Linked DNA regions of Homo sapiens: region 2 is linked to region 1. A link is a loop called in an ENCODE intact Hi-C map of the cell type or tissue named here. Cell type or tissue: GM12878. All regions are shown on one strand. Each heading gives the region's core, and the rest is flanking DNA. Links, peaks and the distances in the headings are about the cores only.

The links. Hi-C counts contacts between places; a loop is a spot of excess contacts. Peaks named below come from ENCODE experiments on the same cell type or tissue, not always from the same donor. Only the 100,000 strongest peaks of a DNase experiment are listed, where the experiment ranks them.
Region 2: it touches region 1 in a loop (17-fold over the local background); 4 of 110 quality-filtered maps call a loop at or near these places.

Annotation. Positions count from the first base shown.
Region 1 is chr10:16,839,240-16,847,239 of GRCh38, forward strand. It overlaps CUBN (cubilin), which reads right to left. Exons shown (of 67, transcript NM_001081.4): 61 at 1,646-1,808; 62 at 1,091-1,296. Among named protein-coding and RNA genes, the nearest start is that of RSU1, 26 kb to the left of the region's middle. In GM12878, for the core only: a CTCF peak has its summit at 4,220 (motif pointing right); a DNase peak (open chromatin) is centred at 4,222.
Region 2 is chr10:17,368,952-17,381,271 of GRCh38, forward strand. The region is part of intron 3 of ST8SIA6 (ST8 alpha-N-acetyl-neuraminide alpha-2,8-sialyltransferase 6); the gene reads right to left. Among named protein-coding and RNA genes, the nearest start is that of ST8SIA6-AS1, 12 kb to the right of the region's middle. In GM12878, for the core only: a CTCF peak has its summit at 7,220 (motif pointing left); a DNase peak (open chromatin) is centred at 7,050.

The DNA.
Region 1 (8,000 bases), core at 1-8,000:
AGGCACATGAAGCTTTGAGAGCTCTGGACCTGCAGGACCAAGTTCAAGTTTCTCGACACACCTGATTGGAGGGCTTTGTGTATGGATGAAAAACACATTAAGCTGGAAGTAACTTAGAAAATTATTTCATCATGAAACAAACCACTCCATCAAAAAGTGGGCGAAGGATATGAACAGACACTTCTCAAAAGAAGACATTTATGCAGCCAAAAGACACATGAAAAAATGCTCATCATCACTAGCCATCAGAGAAATGCAAATCAAAACCACAATGAGATACCATCTCACACCAGTTAGAATGGTGATTGTTAAAAAGTCAGGAAACAACAGGTGCTGGAGAGGATGTGGAGAAATAGGAACGCTTTGACACTGTTGGTGGAACTGTAAACTAGTTCAACCATTGTGGAAGTCAGTGTGGTGATTCCTTAGGGATCTAGAACTAGAAATACCATTTGATCCAGCCATCCCATTACTGGGTATATACCCAAAGGATTATAAATCATGCTGCTATAAAGACACATGCACACGTATGTTTATTGCGGCACTATTCACAATAGCAAAGACTTGGAACCATCCCAAATGTCCAACAATGATAGACCGGATTAAGAAAATGTGGCACATACACACCATGGAATACTATGCAGCCATAAAAAATGATGAGGTCATGTCCTTTGTAGGGACATGGATGAAGCTAGAAACCATCATTCTCAGCAAACTATCGCAAGGACAAAAAACCAAACACCGCATATTCTCACTCATAGGTGGGAATTGAACAATCGGAACACATGGACACAGGAAGGGGAACATCACACACCGGGGCCTGTTGTGGGGTGGGGGAAGAGGGGAGGGGGGAGGGATAGCATTAGGAGATATACCTAATGTTAAATGACGAGTTAATGGGTGCAGCACACCAACATGGCACATGTATACATATGTAACAAACTTGCACATTGTGCGCATGTACCCTAAAACTTAAAGTATAATTAAAAAAAAGAAAATTATTTCATCATGGCTTCATTACTTCAAGTGTTTTGCAAATACTGGTGAAAAGGTCACTAGATGTGACTGCCATTCATCTTATAATTGTTACCTGCGGTGAGTCCTGAAGCTGTAAGTAATTCTGCGTGCAGTCTTGCGAGGTCAGCTGTAATGCCCACACAGTTATCTTGACCTGCTGATGCGGAGGGGAATCAATGACCCAAGTACAGATGGAAAATGGGACATCTGGGTCTGATGAATTGGGTGATGAAATATTTTGTGGGGTCCAAGTTGCATTGTATGTTCCACCACAAGGCACTGGAGAGGGAGGAAAAAGCAACACAGGAGACATTTTATTCATGTCTCATCTCAGGCAATCTTTGCAATTCTGTCTTCCCTGCCTCCCACCCCGGAGGAGCTATATTTTCATTACTCTATTAAGAATTCAGGGTTTATATCCTTGACTAAAGATTGTATCAAATTTGTACCACAGATTAAACATACAGTAATTAACATGGTGTTTAGCAATTGACATTGAGTTTAGATAGTAATTGACATTGAGTTTAGTAATTAACATTGAAATTTCGATATAATAAGCAGGGCATTCTTTTCAGTGCATAAATACATGTGTATTTCATAACATATAAAAATGCTTCTATTTACTCACTGTCCATGATGGTGTATGTAGCATTAAATCCTTCCCTCTCTAATGTTAAGTCACTGATGAATTGAACCGTAAGGAAGTTACCAGAAGAGATAAAAGGAGCAGGTACTGTGGAACCACAAAACGTTCCAGCCAAGTTCGCATTTTCACTATCCCCATCATATAACTGAGAAGAAAAACAATTCATTACTTCTCCATTACTTACAAAAAATTGCATATTTCACACTAAATTGGACGCGAAGTTGCAATAGGTCACGGTAAACATTTTTACATTGATTTTCTTAGAGGTAGTCTTAATTTAGGAACAGAATTATAATTGGATTGATTATATTATGACTTTCAGGAAAAACCTGTTATGACGCCTAACATTTTTTTCCTCTTTGGGAAATATATGATTTTTAAAAGAAGGTGTTATGAGAGTCCGCTCACCCACTGCTACTTTAACCTCTGCACCGACTCACACTATGGCCCCAACTGCTCTGATCTCTTGCCTAGATGATCACTGCAGCCTCCCATGAAGCCCCTGATTCTGCTCGTGTTCCTCTTTAGTGTATCCTCAAAATGTCATCGAGAGGATACTGTTAAAATGTAAGTCACACCATGTCACTGCTCTGCTGAAATCCTCCTAACTGCTTCCCATCCACTCAATCAAACAGCCAAAGGCATCACAATGGCTTTCTCTCCTCTCCCACCCCTGACCTTTCTAATCTAATTTCTTATTGTCTTCACTTTGTTCGATTCCGCTTCTTGAGCCAAACCAGGTGTGTTGCTGCTTCTTGGGTATGGCATTTGCTGTTCACTTTGCCTGGAATGCTCTTCCCTGTATATCCACATAGTTTGTCCTCGTGCATTTCTTCAGGTCTTTACTCACATATCCCCAACTCGGCCGGGCGTGGTGGTACACCCCTGTAATCCCATATACTTGGGAGGCTGAGGCAGGAGAATAACTTGAATCTAGGAGGTGGAGGTTACAGTGAGCTGAGATGGTGCCACTACACTCCAGCCTGGGTGACAGTGCAAGACTGTCTCAAAAAAAAAAAAAAAAAAAAGATATCCCCAACTCAATAAGGCCTTCCAGATGTAAACTCTCCCAACATTCCCATCTCCTTTCCTGCTTGATTTTTCTCCACAGCAACTGTTACCTTCTTCTATATACTACATATTTAGCTTTTTTTTTTTTTGAAATAAGGTCTCACGCTGTTGCCCAGGCTGGAGTGCAGTGCTGCAATCATAGCTCACTGCAACCTTGAACTTCTGGGCTCAAGTGATCCTCCCACCTCAGCCTCCCAAGTACCTGGGACTACAGGTGCATGCCACCATGCCTAGCTAATTAAAAAAAATTTTTAGAGATGGGGTCTTCCTATGTTGTCCAGGCTAAACTTGCTTATTTCATTGGCTTTCTCTCTGAAGACAATACAAGTTCCATGAATGTACAGATTTCTTTTCTGCTCACTGCCATGTTCCCAGTTTTTAGAAAAGTGTCTGCACGTGAGAGGCTCTCAATAAATATCTAATAAATAAATAAACAAGTGCTTTGATTCCTCTGTCCCACTAGCCCTCCCAAAACTGTTCTCCCAGAGCCATCTTTACCTCAATGTTTCAAGCCTACAACTTTAGTCATCTCTGATTCCTCTCTCTCTCTCTTCACTCCACAACTACTCCAATCTACCTTCAAAATATATCCCAGAGGGCTCCATCTCCAGGTGATCTCCATCGTCCTTCACCTGTTCCCACTGAAACATCTTCTTAATAGGCCTAATTCCGGAGCAGCCATAGTGTTCTCCACTGAACTGCCTGCATGTCTGCAAACTCCAATGAGGTGATGCTCCTGCTCTGTCTAAAATGCTTCGGCAGATCCCCATTGCACCTAAAGTAAAATTCCAGCTCCCTCCCACAGTCTGCAAGCCCCAGCTGCTCTGGCCTGTGCCTCCTTCCCAGGCTGCCCACACCTCACTGCTAGCTGCACTTCCTTCATCCCAGGAGGACTCCTGTCCACAGCCCTGTTCCTGCTGCTCTTCCTTCCTCAGGTGAAGCTGAACCCACACAGCTAAGGACTCCCTGTCATGGGCCCTCACCTGACATGTCACCTCCTCAGAGAAGCCAATGCTATTGAATGTTGCCCTCCCATAGCATCATCCTGTTTTATTTTCCTATTATAATCAAAACTGATCTTATTTATTGTTTATTTACTTTGTCCGGTCTCTTTCCCAACAAGGATGTAAGTCCCACGTGTGGGGAGACAGAGACTCTGTCTGACTTCTTCACTGTGGTGTCGCCAGCACCCAGAACAATTCCCAACCATGGCTCCCTTCTAGAAACATCCATCGAAATAGTGGGTGCTTGGATTTCCCTGAAACACATAACTAGAAAATGTTTTCTTCTGAGTAATCTCCATTGTACTTCTAAAATGAGTGTCTGTGTGTATCTAACTCCAAATATTCAATTCATAACAGAGCTATGTGTTCAAGGCCTCAGAACAGCCATGACCATGACCACTGACATTATTCTAAAGTGCTAGGATTATGTAAGACAGGAATGACTAAAACCAGTCATTGTAAAAGAAAAAGAAATGCACCACTAGATGGCACTGTCTTTCCAACTTAAACATGATTTTAGTTAATTCAGAATCAGATGAAACTCGAGTTTTCTAATCTTCACCCCTTTGTTTCATGGAAGAGCACATTTGCCAAGTTTTAGGTCATGCACTTTTTCTGGTAAACAAGTTAAAATTTCATGATAATCATTGCTGTCTTTATGATCACATTTATATTAGCAAGCATTTTTATTCTGGGACCTGTATGCCAGGCCTCTGTGCTAGATCCCAGGCATACAAGGACATGTAAAGCCCTTTCCAGATCTTCAAGACATAAGACCCCTTCATGAACAAAGGAGAGTAAAGGTCTACAAATTAAATATACAAATACATATATTTGTGTAATATGCACATACACTATGCATACACATAAATATATGTGTATATAAATTATATACAAAATAGAGAAAAATAAGTGCTACAATAAAATAATGGGAGTGTATCATGAGAACCCACGTGATGGAGACAGACATTTGGGTTGGCCCTTAAATGTAAGTAGAGACCTTCCAGACCTGCGGGGCGTGGTGGCTCATTCCTGTAATCCCAGCACTTTGGGAGGCCGAGGCAGGCGGATCGCCTGAGGTCAGGAGTTCGAGACCAGCCTGACCAAAATGGAGAAACCCCATCTCTATTAAAAATACGAAATTAGCCAGATGTGGTGGCGCAGGCCTGTAATCCCAGCTACTTGGGAGGCTGAGGCAGGAGAATTGCTTGAACCCGGGAGGCAGAGGTTGCAGTGAGCCAAGATCGCACCACTGCATTCCAGCCTGGGCGACAAGAGCGAAACTCTGTCCCCAAAAAAAAAAAAAAAGACCTTCCAGACCTACAAAACAGGAAGGGTATCCCAGCCAGACAGTAATAAATGCCAGGCCATGGAAGTGTGAAATGCATGGCACGTGTCAACAACTTCTGACCCCCTTCATTGGCCCTGGAGGCCAGGGTGAGAGAACAGGAGAAATGACGAAGTCCAACAAACAAAGCTGTGAAGTTCCATACATTTCATCCAAGGAGTCTGGATCTGATCCTACGTGATGTAAGATCAGATTTGGGTTTTAAATGGATAACTGGTAAATGTGAAGGAAGGTAGGAGGCAGAAGCCAGGGCTGGATGGAAGGAAATGACATACATACCTGGCCCCAAGCTGGTCTTGTGTTAGTTCATTCATTGCCACAGTAAGATTTCTCCTAAGTGAGTTGAAATAGCTTGTGGCCTCGGGATAACTGACATAGGAGGCTCTAAACTCCTCTGCCTCAAACCCAAGATCTCTATCTGCTCTCTTGTTCTCTGATAACACTAAACCTTCACTACAGACTTTTGCCAGGTTGCCCTACAATGCGTTGCAGGGGACGCCCTATCCAATGATGAGGAGGGGGAATCATATATAAACTGGGATATAAATGGTGCCTTTAGGATCTACACCATTATACGCAGCTACGGGCCACATTCTGGGAGCAAACATTTCCTGGCACAACTGCGATGGACCTGGAGCTTGAATTACGTTCTAAGTCTTGTGGATGTGGGTAAGTGCTGAGAAGAATGTTATATTTTCTCAACTTTTAGAAATCTGATCATTTTAGAATCTGCTAAAGATCCTGAAGGCATTGTACAAATAACTTAGTGGCAGGCAGGCTCTGCTACAACCACGGCAAAATCCCACATTTCACCCAGCTATTGACTTGAGCAGTTAGAAAAACTGGGAAAGAAAATTTTTGGATTTTAATTTCTATGAACTTTTAATGCACAAGGGCAATAGACTTTGATATTGGACTACAATTCTTTTCAAAGGTAATAATTTCATACATTAATATCCTTAGGACTTTATCTTTTAATATTTTCCTGGGAATTTGATCACAAGAGGATTTTGATATTCTTACTGGGAGCAGAATCTTAGAGTATCTTCATGAATTCTTTGATCTTATTGCAGAACCTCTGATGAGGTCTGCTGGGCAACATGCCAGGGCATAATTTAGTATGGGAAGAAGAATAGAGAGTGACTTTTCCAGTTTGGGGCTAAACTCTGACCCATTTCAGAATCTTCTGGAGAAAAAAGTTATACTAGTCCCAGATGTCTGGGAAAAAGCCACAAAGAAGCAATGATTAGAATCAGCTCTACAAGAGCAGGAGTTTTCCTAGTATTGTTTTCTAAAATCTCAATGTTCTTCTCTAGTTCTTGCAGCAATGTCTAGAATATAGTAGGTATGCTAATTAACACTGAACTGAATGAAAGAATGAATGAATAGTAGGTACGACCTCATGTGGATAGGAACGTGATGCCTTCCATAGACTGCTGATCCTCTCCCCAAAGATGGACAGCCCCTCCTCAGCTCCAGTGTCTGACACAGACTGAATGGTTAAGCCCGGTGCATTAAGTCAGACCTTCTCAATGAGGTCAATACCACCCCATAGGGAGTGTTTTGCACAAGTGTGGTGGTTTTTGGGTCATCACTATAATTTGGGCCTATAACTGGCATTTAGTAATTCACAGGACAGTTTTGCAAAGTGAAGATTTTTGTCCCACATAACTTTTGAATGTCCTGTCAGACATTTGTGTAAAAAAAAACTTGTTTATAATTATTTGATCCCAGAACCTAAGTCCATTTTATATATAAACACAAAAATATTTTTGCACAGTTTTGATATGCACCAAATTTCCAGAAATGCAATTATTGTGTAAGCTGAGGGAAGACTGTACTTTGTTTGGTTTAGAAATGTTTGTTTTGAGTTTTTCCACCATTCTGGAAACTTATCTTGCAGATGGTGATGCTGCTATTGGCATGCGGGTTGCAAATATAACCCACCCGTATTTGTTTACATTTATACTTTTTATTCACCACCATTCTACATATAAAAGGAATCTATTTTATTATGTGACTTTGTGTAGCAGTGTTAGAGTATTTACATATACGAAGACACACTATTTTATATACTTTCCTTTTATTTCTCCTTTTCATTGCCTTTGGGATAGTACAGTGATTTTCTGAAATTACATTATGGGTAGGTTATAGCATAGATGACATTCACTTCAGGTGGGAAAGGAAGGATTACAAAATATTGGCTATGAAAAGGGGCAGTGACACCTGTAATCCCAGCACTTTGGGAGGCCAAGGTAGGTGGATCACCTAAGGTCAGGAGTTCGAGACAAGCCTGGCCAACATGGTGAAACCCCGTCTCTACTAAAAATACAAAAATTAGCTGGGCATGGTGGTGCATGTCTGTAATCCCAGCAACTTGGGAGGCCGAGGCAGGAGAATCACTTGAATTCGGGAGGCAGAGGTTGCAGTAAGCCAATATCACACCATTGCACTCGAGCCTGGGTGACAAGATAGAAACTCTGTCTCAAAAAAAAAAAAAGAAAAGAAAAAGAAAAAGAAAAGGGGCACGGATGGGGTTGAGGAAAAACTGGGCAATGTTAGGATGAGGACCTCTCTCTGCTGGTTCCATACTTCCTGGCAGAAAAAGTCAGCTAGGTTCATGCTCCTCTCAGTTTCGTAAAGGATAACAAAAGGGAGTGAGTTTCTGTTCATTTTGTAAATTCCAGCTCAGCCATCACCCTCTAGAAAGCCTTTCCTAGCCAAAACAAAGCCAATCAGAGCCTCTTCTGCTCTGCCCTTCTATGTTGTTTCTATTTATGATTTTTGTCATGTTATGCAACACGTTATACAATGTGAAAAAAATGTCCGTTATTTAAATGTGTTTGGCCGGGCGTGGTGGCTCATGCCTGTAATCCCAGCACTTTGGGAGGCCGAGGCGGGCGGATCCCAAGGT
Region 2 (12,320 bases), core at 2,526-10,525, 530 kb after region 1:
GTGGTACTGGCATCACATAGGATAGGCTTGTTAAGAATGCAGTATCTCAGGCCCCATCCCTGACTCACAAAATTAGAATCTATATTGAAACAAAATCCCACAGGTGATATGTAGTTAAAAGTTTTTAGTAGCTTGATTGCGACATAATTTGTATGCCACACAATTCACCCATCATATATGTACTGTTAAGTGGTTGTTATATTCACAGATACGTTCAAACATCATCGCAGTCAATTTTACAACATTTTAATCACCTCAAAAAAAAATCCTGTATCCTTTATTACCCCCTGCATCCCATAAGTTTTGGTATGCTATGTCTTCATTTTCATTCATCTTAAAGTATTTTCTGATTCTCCTTTTGATTTCATCTTGGATGCACTGGATATTTAGAAATGTGTTGTTTAATTCTCACCCATTTGTGAGTTTTCCAAATTGTTTTTCTGCTATGTATTTCAAATATCACTTCATTGTGATCAGATATTATGCTTTGTATTATTTCTATTCTTTTAAATGTACTGCATTTAAAAAAATGATCTAACACATGGTATATCCCGGAGAATGATTTGTGTGCTTTTGAGAAGATCATCATAGTCTGTTGTTACATGGAGTGCTTAAGTCTGGTGGGTTTATGGTGTTCTTCAGGGTCTTCTATTTCCATGATAATCTTTTTCTCATTGTTCTATCCACTATTGAAAGTGGATATTGAAGTTTTGAATTATTATTGTTGACTTGTTTCTCTCTTTGCTTCATGTATTTTGGTGCTGTTATTAGGTGCATACATGTTTATAATTATTATATATTGCTAATGGATGACCTTTATCATATAAAATCTCCTTCTTTATCTCTTAACTTTATTGTTTTAAAAGTCTATTCTGTCTGATATCAGTAGAGCCACTCCAGCTTTCTTGTGGTTGCTATCTGCACAATGTAACTTTTTCCATCCTTTTACTTTCAATCTATTGTATCTTTGAGTCTAAAGTGTGTCTTCTGTAGACAGCATAGAATTGGATCATGTTTTTAATTCAGTGTGACAATCACTGACTTTTTTTTTTTTTTTGGAGACGGAGTCTAGCTCTGTCGCTGCAGTGGCATGATCTCGGCTCACTGCAAGCTCCGCCTCCTGGGTTCACGCCATTCTTCTGCCTCAGCCTCCCCAGTAGCTGGGACTACAGGCGCCCGCCACCACACCTGGCTAATTTTTTTTTGTATTTTTAGTAGAGATGGGGTTTCACCATGTTAGCCAGGATGGTTTCGATCTCCTGACCTCGTGATCCGTCCGTCTCGGCCTCTCGAAGTGCTGGGATTGCAGGCGTGAGCCACCACGCCCTGCCTGACAATCTCTGACTTTTGATTGGGTGATTTAATCCATTCAAATTTAATGTTGTTATTTATATAGTTAGATTTATGTCTGCTATTTTACTTTTTGTTTGCTGTATGTTTCATATTCTTTTTTGTTTCTCTATTCTTCTTTTATAGCTTTGTTTTGACTTAGGTAAATATTTTCTAATGTAGCATCTTAACATCTTTTATAATTTTAACTATTTTCAATGTGGTTGCTCTAAGGTTTACCATACACAACTTATCAGAATCAGCTTCAAATTTATACTAGTTTAATTGTAGGGATACATAGGAATATTATTCCTACATAGCTCTATTCTTTTTTCTCCTTAATTATGATATTATTATTATAGGTATTAGGCCTATTAATGTTACAAACCCAACTATACCTTGTTATCATTATTACTTTATCATCTCTTGTCATTTCTATAGCACAGTATACCTTTGCTCCAACCCACTTCCTTGGTGCTGTTAATGGCAAACGTATGCATATATATTTGGGAAGCACTTGTAAGAAACTTGCAGGTCACTGGAAGAACTTTGTCCTTTATTTTGAGTGAAATTAAAAGACTTTGGAGCAGAGAAGTTATCTGTCTACTTACAGAAATAGGATCCCCCTACCTACTTTGTTGAAAATAGTCCTTAAGAGAGCAAGAGGTAGAAGTTGAGAGAAAATTAAGAGATGTTTGCCATAATCCAGCAGCAGGATGAAGGTGGCTTAAACCAAAGTAGGATTGGTGGGGTTAGGAAGAAATCAGCAGCTTCTGGATTTGATTTGAAGGTAGCCAATAAGATTTAATTATAGATGGGACATGGTATGGCTAAAAAGAGAGGAATCAAGGATAACTTCAAAGTTTCAGGCCCAAGGAACTGACAGGATAGACACGTCATTAACTGATACAGGGAAGAGTGCTAAAGTGCAAAGTTGAGAGGGAATTCCAGGACATCAGTGTGAGACAGACTAGGTTTGAGATCCCTTACAGGCATTCCAGGAAAGCTCTGACTGGGCAGAGATACATACAAATCTGCAAAGAGGTTCAGGTGGGAGATAGAAATTTGAGAATTGTCAGTATGGTATTTAAAAACATGAGACTAAATGAGGTCCCGGATGGATGAGGATGAAGAGAAATGAGGCCTGAGGATTGAATTCTGGGGCATCCAGTGTCAAAAATAAGGAGACGTGAGAAGGAATCTACAGTGAAGAATGAGAAGGGCCTGGGCACACTGGCTCATTCCTGTAATCTCAACACCTTGGAAGGGAGAGGTGGGAGGATGACCTGAGATCAGGAGTTTGACACCAGCCTAGCCAACATGGTGAAACCCCTTCTCGACTAAAAATACAAAAAGTTAGCAGGGCGTGGTGGTGCACGCCTATAATCCCAGTTACTTGGGAGGTTGCGACAGGAGAATCGCTTGAACCCAGGAGGCAGGGGTTGCAGTGAGCCAAGGTCATGCCATTGCACTCCAGCCTGGGTGACAGAGCAAGACTCCATTAAAAAAAAAAAAAAAAAAAAGAAAGAAAGTAAAAAATGAGAAGGGAAAGCCACTGTATGATAAATATTTGTTTAAATGTACAACTCTCTTAATATACTGTGGACTGCTAAGAAATAGAAATAATATATTTATTGTCATGCTCCTTATATACAAGAGTTCTAAATCCATTCTCAACCATGTATACTTTGAAAAAGCTCACCAGTGAGTCTAATGCACTCTCCAGGTCGAAAATAACTCTTCCTATGCTTGCCATGGTATTGGGCACTTAGTAGTTGCTTTGTATTTCTGAAATTAATATTTAATGTACGACTAGAACTTAAAAATGTCCAAAGCTTTCAGACATCAATTTTGAACAATGACAATAATTAGCCATCAGCCAGGATCTTACCAAGAGAAACCATACTGATACCCGAGCTTCAAGTAGGGTACTGCTACGTAAGATAATGCTATCTAAGTATATTTCTATCATGGACGCTTGTGTAAAATAAGTAACAAAAAGTGAGGAACGTGTGTTACTATTTTGGAGCTGGATCACTTTTGAATAGCTTCACATTATAAAATCAAAATCCAATGCTTTCCGTTTTCAAATTTCTGACTTAAAATTCTGCTGTCATTAAGAGTGGTGCCTCGGAGTAGTGGAAATAGAATAGTTAGAATTTTATCCAAATCCCAGCTCTGCTATTTGTAACTGGCTGATGTTCTGCAAGCCAACCTCAGAGCTCATTTGTCTCACTTGTAAAATTAAAATAGTAAAACCTACTCTGAAGAAATATCGCAAGAACTATACATACATTTAAATTACCTGGCAGAGAGTCGGCCCACAGAAATGGTAATTGTGACTATCACTATTGATTATTACAGTAATAATAATTATCGTCATTATGACAAAAATATAATAATGTAAAGGATTATGAACTGAGTAATGGGTTAGTTACCCATGACTATGTAACAAATTACTCCAAAACTTAGTGGCTTAAAATAACAGTAAACATTCATTATTGCACAGAACTCACAAAGTCTCTTATGACCTTTCTTGAAAGTCACACATTATTTCTGCAATATTCTATTGGTTTCATGGGGCAGCCCTCTTTAGGCTGACAGGGACTATAGAAGTGTATAAATACCAGGAAGAGAGGATCTTTAAGGCTGTGATCTGAGAGACCAAAATAGATGCCCTTTTATGAACTATGAAGGATCACAAGGTTAGGAAAACAAAAGTTACCTACAGATCGAGGGTACAGGGCATCCAGCATGGCAACTCCATAAATTCCCACGGCTGCAAGAAAAAACACACTCTTTCTAAACTCCCTAACAGGAGCTATCAGGCAATTTATCAGGCTGATTTATAACCCAGATAACCTCACCTCTGATTGGACGGAGGACAGCCTTACAAACATTGTTTTCTGACAAGCAACTCCAGCAGATCTTACACCAATTTCATCAGCTTATAGAGGCTGTGCACAAACTGTCTTTGTGTCCTATAGTTCACCTTTTGACATAAAGGAGCCAAATTCCACCTCATTTAAATCCTAAAACCCACCCCAAAGTGAATATGGGATGTATGTTACATATATAGCACATGCATTTGACTCCCCCTTATAAATATGCATAACTTTTCCCCAAAACCTGCTGAATATGTTTGACTTTACCATGTAATACAGACCCTGCGAGGCATAAAACCCAACCTGCTCTTCCTCTCTTTAAAGAGAGAGCACCTATGGTCCACGCTGGAGACTCTCTTCCCAGTTTGCAGACTGATACTGCCAATAAAGCCCTCCTTTCTACTATTTTAGCCGTTCGGATGGTCTTTTGGATGACAGTCACCTTGCAGCTCTGGCTACCACAAATAGCAAATAAACTATACCTTTAACATTGCCTGTTATATTTGAAGGCATTGAAAACAGCAACAGATTTGCTATCTTTCCCGGTGCCACTTTTAAAATTGAAAATAATTCCAATTATTTCTCAATGACTTTAAATAAATTTGATTATTTTTATTACCATGGTCTTCCCAAAAAGGCTTCATTCAAATGACTAGTTATTTGAGGAACTATGAGGAAGCCTTCTGATATGAATGCGTAATCAACATTGTAGTCTAGCAAGCCAGTGTTTCCATTTTTCTCTGAGAGAAAATTCAGTTTTGTTTCCAGTGACAAATACTTATAATAAAATAATACATGATTCCAATCTTCAGCATAGTAAAAATGATAGTAAGGAAATCTTACCAAGTGTTAATTAAGGAATTCAGATTAGGATTATGCTAGTTATCTTTTAACATCAACAACCACCACACACACACACACACACACACACACACACACACACACACACGGGAAAAGTAGTCTATTTCTCATCCTCCCACTAACAGATTGCGTGACTTTGAACAAATCATAATCCCATTTTTTTATCTTTAAACTGAGGGAGTTAAAAAAAAAAGTCATACATGCTCATAATTGAAACAAACAATATACGAATTCAAATAATTTAAGAGAGACTATGCTTTCAAACTCTTAGACTGTAGTTGTTTTTCATGTACTCTTTGAAGTACAGAATGATTGTTAAACCACCTTTTAATAAATTTGACATAACTTTTGTTTAAATGCAAACATTTTCAGAGGCTTCTATCATACTCTCAATATTATTACCTCTGCAGGGTGTGGTGGCTCATGCCTATGATTATAGGCCTCCCAGCACTTTGGGAGGCCAAGGCGGGTGGATCATCTGAGGTCAGGAGTTCGAGAGCAGCCTGGCCAACATGGTGAAACCCCATCTCTACTAAAAATACAAAAATTAGCCAGGCATGGTGGCGGGCACCAGCTTCTTGGGAGGCGGAGGTAGGAGAATCACTTGAAACTAGGAGGCAGAGGTTGCAGTGAGCGGAGATCGTACCACTGCACTCTAGCCTGGGTGACAGAATGAGGCTCTGTCTCAAAAATAAATAAATAAATAAATAAATAAATAAATAATAAATATATATATATATATTTAGCTCAACTGCCCTCCCAACTTGAAATTTTATATCAGCAAACACAGCCTTTGCTTTGATTACCAAGAAGAATTTCCCAAAATACTAAGAATGTAGTGTGTTGGTATGAATGGCTGTTTTGTGTGGATGTAATATTTTCTGATCTATAACTCTTCTTTTTTTCCAGTTTCATATATATATATTTTGAGACAGGGTCTCACTCTGTCACCCAGGCTGGAGTGCAGGGTTGTGATCATAGCTCACTGCAGCCTCAACCTCCTGGCCTCAAGCGATCCTCCAGCCTTAGCCTCCGAAAGCAATGGAATTACAGGTGTGAGCCACCATGCCCAGCTCTGGAACTCTTAAAAACTGATGAGAAAAGGCAAGTTAAAAGGTCAGAGGTGAGTAGAAAGACAAAAATGTACACATCGCTTTAAAAAGCAATCAAAGCACCATAGATTTAAAGTAGAATGGAAACAAGTCATACATCATTCTAGGCCAAGAAAATCTTGTCTATGACCAAAAATCTTTCTTCCTGATGGACAACTTGAAACTTAGGACTACTTGCATAGTTAGCAGGCTTTCAAGTGATATGCTCACACTTGGGCTTTTTGAAGTTTGATCGGCCATAATTTATGCCTTTTCTTTTCAAGCAGCAATCAGGTCATGTTGTTCTCTCCAGGATAATAGAGTGAAGAACACTTAGGGCAAGTCTTCAGTTCACTTTGCATTTCACCCTGCAAAACGGTGCCTCCCGAGTAGCAACTTTATGCCACCCCATGAGGAACATATCTTTCAGAAAATTCAATTGTTCTCAGTGATTTTAAGTGGTACAGCATGAAATAGCTCATCAAACATAGACACTCACCTATGGCGTAAGCCGCACTTAGTCTGTGCAAGGCAGATGTTCCAAATCTTGATTCTGAGCATTTGTATTTTACCCCAGAAAGCTATCTGAATACAAGTGAGCCCACCATGCATGCCCTAGCAATTGTGCAGAAAGTTACAGGGCAGTGGCTTACATGCTGTTCCTTAGAAGACATCTCAGTCCCTTACTAGAGGATCTATTTAAATGCTCCGGTGCTCAGAAGATGTACAAGATTGCTGTTGTTTAAAAAAAAGTGTTTCTTCCCACCTTTAAGAGACACCCTAGAGGCCTATAATCAATAGAATGATCAGAATGGTAGAGCTATTTAATACATACGTGGCAGAGACGCCTGGCGGATTACCACTGATTGGTGCTCCCTTTCTGTAGTACACACTTGATGCTACAAGCAGCTGCCCAGCCAGACACTCCATTCCCAAACACCCACCGCACATCAGTGCCACTTGCATTTTATTAGTCAAAACCCCCAACATGTCTCTAACATCTAGAAGGGTCAGTCCCAGATGGCAGAGAATGGGAGTGATGTGCGCCCCCTGCAGGCTGCGTGCAGTATCCGCTTTCTCTTTATTAGTAGCTACTCTTTGAGCAGCAAGATGGTTGAAAATGGCTTGATCTTAAGATGGAAGGAACCAGTATCCCTGAATCAACATCTGGGGGAAAAGCCACCCAGGAGCGTTGCCTGATAAAGAAGGAATATTTTACACTGTGCGAGAGAGAGTAAAATTTTGTGCTCAGACTTCCGAGAGCTTTTATTAGAGCAGTGTGTCTACTCTAACCAAATGGTAGAAACTGAACAAACCTAATGGTCCATTTTCTTGGGAGCCAGGACTCTTGGGGGAAATGAAAGAAAAGCATAAAAAAGAGAAGGCAAAACAACAGAAGCAGAAAAACCCAAGAAAAGGAAATAAGTTGATTTCCTGGGTCAGCACCTCTAAGTATCTGCTCTTAGAAAAATCATTTCATTTATCTGAGGCAATGAGGAATAAGATGGACAGCTTGGATATCCATAGAGACATTTTTCTAAAAATACAGGCAAGAAAGATTACAAGTAATAAGTTTGTCATACTAAAAAATGAGCGAACTAGCAGTGATAAGATGGCTATAAAGCATTTTTAATACAGTATAATATTTTATCTGGGAGATAACCTACTAGAAAGAATAGAGCTGCAGAAAGGCAGAGAAATATTCAAGGGAAGAGGATGGGGTAGAAAAAAAACAGAAAAGTACAAACTCAAAGTAAGAGAAAGAGTCAAAGAAGTTAAAATAGGTTTCAAAAAAGTATTGGTTTATAGATTTATAATTTTTTTTACATCTAGGAATTAGAGTTTGTCAAGCCTCTGAGCCCAAGCTAAGCCATCATATCCCCTGTGACCTGCAGGTATACATTGAGATGGCCTGAAGCAACTGAAGAACCACAAAAGAAGTGAAAATAGCCAATTCCTGCCTTTACTGATGACATTCCACCATCATGATTTGTTCCTGCCCCACCCTAATTAACCAGTTGACCTTGTGACATTCCTTCTCCTGGACAGTGAATCTCAGGAGCTCCCCACTGAGCACCTTATGACCTGCCCCTGCCTGCAAGAGAAAAAACCCCTTTAACTGTCATTTTCCACTACCTACCCAAATCCTATAAAACTGCCCCACCCCTCTCTCCCTTTGCTGACTCCCTTTTCGGACTTGGTCTGCCTCCACCCAGGTGATTAAAAAGCTTTATTGTTCACACAAAGCCTGTTTGGTGGTCTCTTCACATGGACACGCCTAACAGAGATGGTATAAAAATGCTTTGAAAACCTAAGAAAAACATTCATTTAATTATTTGTTTATTCAACAAAAATTAATTGAGCAACTGCTATGTGCTGCACCCTTGTGATTGGCACCAGGGGATAGGCATGTGAACAAGACATTGTCCCATTCATTTTGGAGCTCAAAATCTGAAACACAGAATAAAGAATTATGGCACAAAAGACCCTATCCCACTTGTTCTCCTAATGGCAACTGCCTAATTTTCATTTATTCAAAAAATATAGTTAAGACTAGGGGAGAAAAAGAGCACTTTTCCCTCCCACTATAACTCCATCTTTCTAAATCCTATTTTAGCAATGTGAAAGGGACAGATAGGCTGAAGAAAGAGAAAATTCTAAGTCTTTAACAGACCATGACAAAAATAGGGCCAGATAATTATTTCTAAGAAAACGAAATTACTTTTTTATCGCCATACACTGAATGGCTTTCCCCGTTGTGCTCCCTAAGTCTGTAATAGCACTGATTATGGAACACACAACCCCTGACCATAGACAATACAACCGAAAAATTAGTCTCCTGTGTGCAAAACAACACTTTTATAACAACAGGCAATTCATGCCTGCTCTCTCTAGACCTTTGCCAAACAGAATACCAGTGCAGGCTAATTATATAAGCCAGCTGAAAATTGCGTGTGTTTAATGGAAAGGCATCCCCTTAAAGAATAGCTGAGAAAAGGTCTTAGCACCAAAAACAAAACAACAGAGAAGGAGTGAGAAGGCAAACATGGGGGTATGGGCACCCGGCATTCTCATTAGCATACCGCAGTTAACCACTTTTGTTGATGCACATCAAAGAGTTGTCAAATTCTCTGCCTTGAAAAAGATGTCTTCCATGATTAGAGAATTTTCATCCTCGCTCACTCAGGTGTTTTGCAAAAACACACAGCTATTTGTCACTCTCAAGTTGAGAACTTTTGTCACTTTGGAAAGCAAAAACGGATAATGTCAGAGACCACTGAAGAGAGTCAAAGGCAAGTTTTACTCACTAATTTGCACATCTGTCAAGGAATATAGCCAGCTTTCCACAGGGTCCGATGGAGCAAAGGCCAATTTTCCCATTCTACTTTTCCTGCATCATTTTGTCTATGTCTGATGTGTGGAGGGTGCCACAAAAGGTTTGGAACTCAAGTCCCTCAGGAAAAGCTTCATAAAGATCCTCGTGTAACACCCGCATACCCAACAAACAACAAACAAAACAACAACTTCAACATCAAAACCGGCAAGTAGTGCATCTCCAATGCGTGAACTACTTTAAGTCCACCCCCAAAATCAGTGACTTTATCATGAAAGAGGAGAAGCATTTGCAAAAGTGTTCCAACCAGTCTATAGAAACCTAGAGTCCTGGCAGGAATGATGGCCTGCTCCAATGAGGGAATTTAAGAAGGGATTAAAGGAGGGACTTTTCAGCCAGGCACGGTGGCTCACACCTGTAATCCCAACACTTTGGGAGGTCAAGGCGGGCGGATCATGAGGTCAGGAGATCAAGACCATCCTGGCTAACATGGTGAAACCCCGTTACTACTAAAAATACAAAAAATTAGCTGGGCGTGGTGGCAGGCGCCTGTAGTCCCAGCTACTGGGGAGGCTGAGGCAGAAGAATCGCTTGAACCCGGGAGGCAGTGGTTGCAGTGAGCTGAGATCGCACCACTGCACTCCAGCCTGGGTGACAAGAGTGAGACTCTGTCTCAAAAAAAAAACAAAAACAAAAAAAACCGAAGGGACTTTTCCCAAAGATCTAGCTAGGCAACTTGTAGAGAAATACAGGTACAATAGTAGGGGACTATTAACAGCTTATCCCTAAGTTCAAGGGTCCAGTGGAGGGAATGGGAGAGAGGCAGAGAGAGGGAAAGCTAGAGTGAAAGTGAGAGAGAAAGAGTAAGAATGAGAAAAGGAGAGGGTGAGAGACCTAATAATCACCTTAGCGTTTGTTCCGTGATGCAGCACTTCTTTCAGTCAAGGATGTAGGCCAGGAGTGTCGGGTCACACCTGTGAAAGGAAAATATCTTGGGCCCCCAAAATCACTAAGGAAAACTCAAGCTGGGAACTGCTTAGGGCAAACCTGCTTCCCATTCTATTCAAAGTTATCCCTCTGCTCATTAAGATAGATGCATATCTGATTGCCTCCATTGGAAAGACTAATCAGAAACTCAAAAGAATGCAACCGTTTGTCTCTCACCTATCTGCGACCTGGAAGTTCCCTCCCTGCTTGGAGGCTTCCTGCCTTTGCTTCAAGCTGCCCCACCTTTCCAGACCGAATCAATGTACTTCTTATATTGATTGATGTCTCATGTCTCCCTAAAATGTATAAAACCAAGCTATGCCCGACCACCTTGGGCACGTGTCATCAGGATGTCCTGAGGCTGAGTAACAGGTGTGTCCTCAACCGTGGCAAAATAAAAACTTTCTAAATTAACTGAGATCTGTCTCTGATTTTCTGGGTTCACATTTTGGTAACCATGAAGGGATTCTGAGTGGAGATGCCCCTCACCTTTGACAAATCTCCTTTTGGTGCCTAGTACCAGCATGAGCTAACTTTATAGCTCAAACCAATAGGACAATTTGCTGAGGTCTGAGAGCACCCTCCAGAGAATCCCTGATCTCCCAAAATTTGGTTGAGATCTAAAGTTTATTTTTCTGTACAACTCCTTTTTGGGGGGACTTTACTTGCTTCCAACAGGAAGGCAAGTTTTCCTGCTTCCATGTCGATGGAAGACAGGTACCTCCTTTATGGACCTTGAGCTCACTTCCAACAGGGAAGATAAGTTTTGTTTTGTTTGTTTTTTTCCTGCTTCTAGCATGGTAGAGAGCAGTCTACAGCTTGAGACCCATGACTAAGTAAGAAACTGGTTTGGGATTCCATCTTGCCAATTATTTTAAACAACAAAAGTTAGTATTTAACAACCAGCTGGTGTTAATGTCTGCTTACACTTACAGCACTCAGAAATCATATAATTTGTGTGATCATTGTTAGTTTTGCTTAATGGTTTTGTTTTTTCTTTCTGTCTTGGTCAAATCTGAAGGGGAACCCTAAATTATGGGGAACAGGGTCTCTGAAGTGGGAGGAAAATGGCCATCAAAAGGAAAAAAAAGATTTTTAATTTTAACTACAAAAGGGGCTTTATTTACATAACAAGGCCACCTTTTTGCCAGCCAGACCAAACTGAAAGAGCAATGGCTGTACTTCTGAAATAGCAGCATTTTGTCCTAGCTGAAATATGGTAATAAGATTTAAAAAACAAATTTGTGTAAGGAGCTCCATGATTAAAAGTCAGCTTAATGAAAAGGCTAACAGCCAAGATGTGTGTGTGTATGTGTTCATGTTTGTGTGTATGTGTTCATGTTTGTGTGTATGTGTACATGTTTGTGTGAATGTATGTGTACGTTTGTGTGTTTGTATGTGTACGTTTGTGTGTTTGTGTGTATGTGTTTGTATGTGTACACGTTTGTGTGTATGCATATGTGTATATGTGTGTTTGTGCGTGTGTGTGTGTGTTTGTGTGTATGTGTACGTGTTTGTATTTGAAAGGCCTTCATGTTTTGAGGGGTTTTTTTTGTTTTTCTCTCCTAAGATTTTGTCTTTTTTTGAGCAAAAGTTTTTTTTTTTCTTTATCTTCTCAGTTGAACGAGTTCTGTCGTCACCTGATTGTTTGACTAACATAGTTATTGAAACAGAGTTTACTCGGGTTTTTAAGGAAGAGTGTAGTTTAATTTGACTCAAATAAAAATGAAAGTGTCTCCCTCTAGTACCACCAGACTTATTCTCTCTATACCTTATGATGTAAATTTTGCTATTTGATTTTCATCTGAGTTGTTTCCTTTAATGTGCAAACTT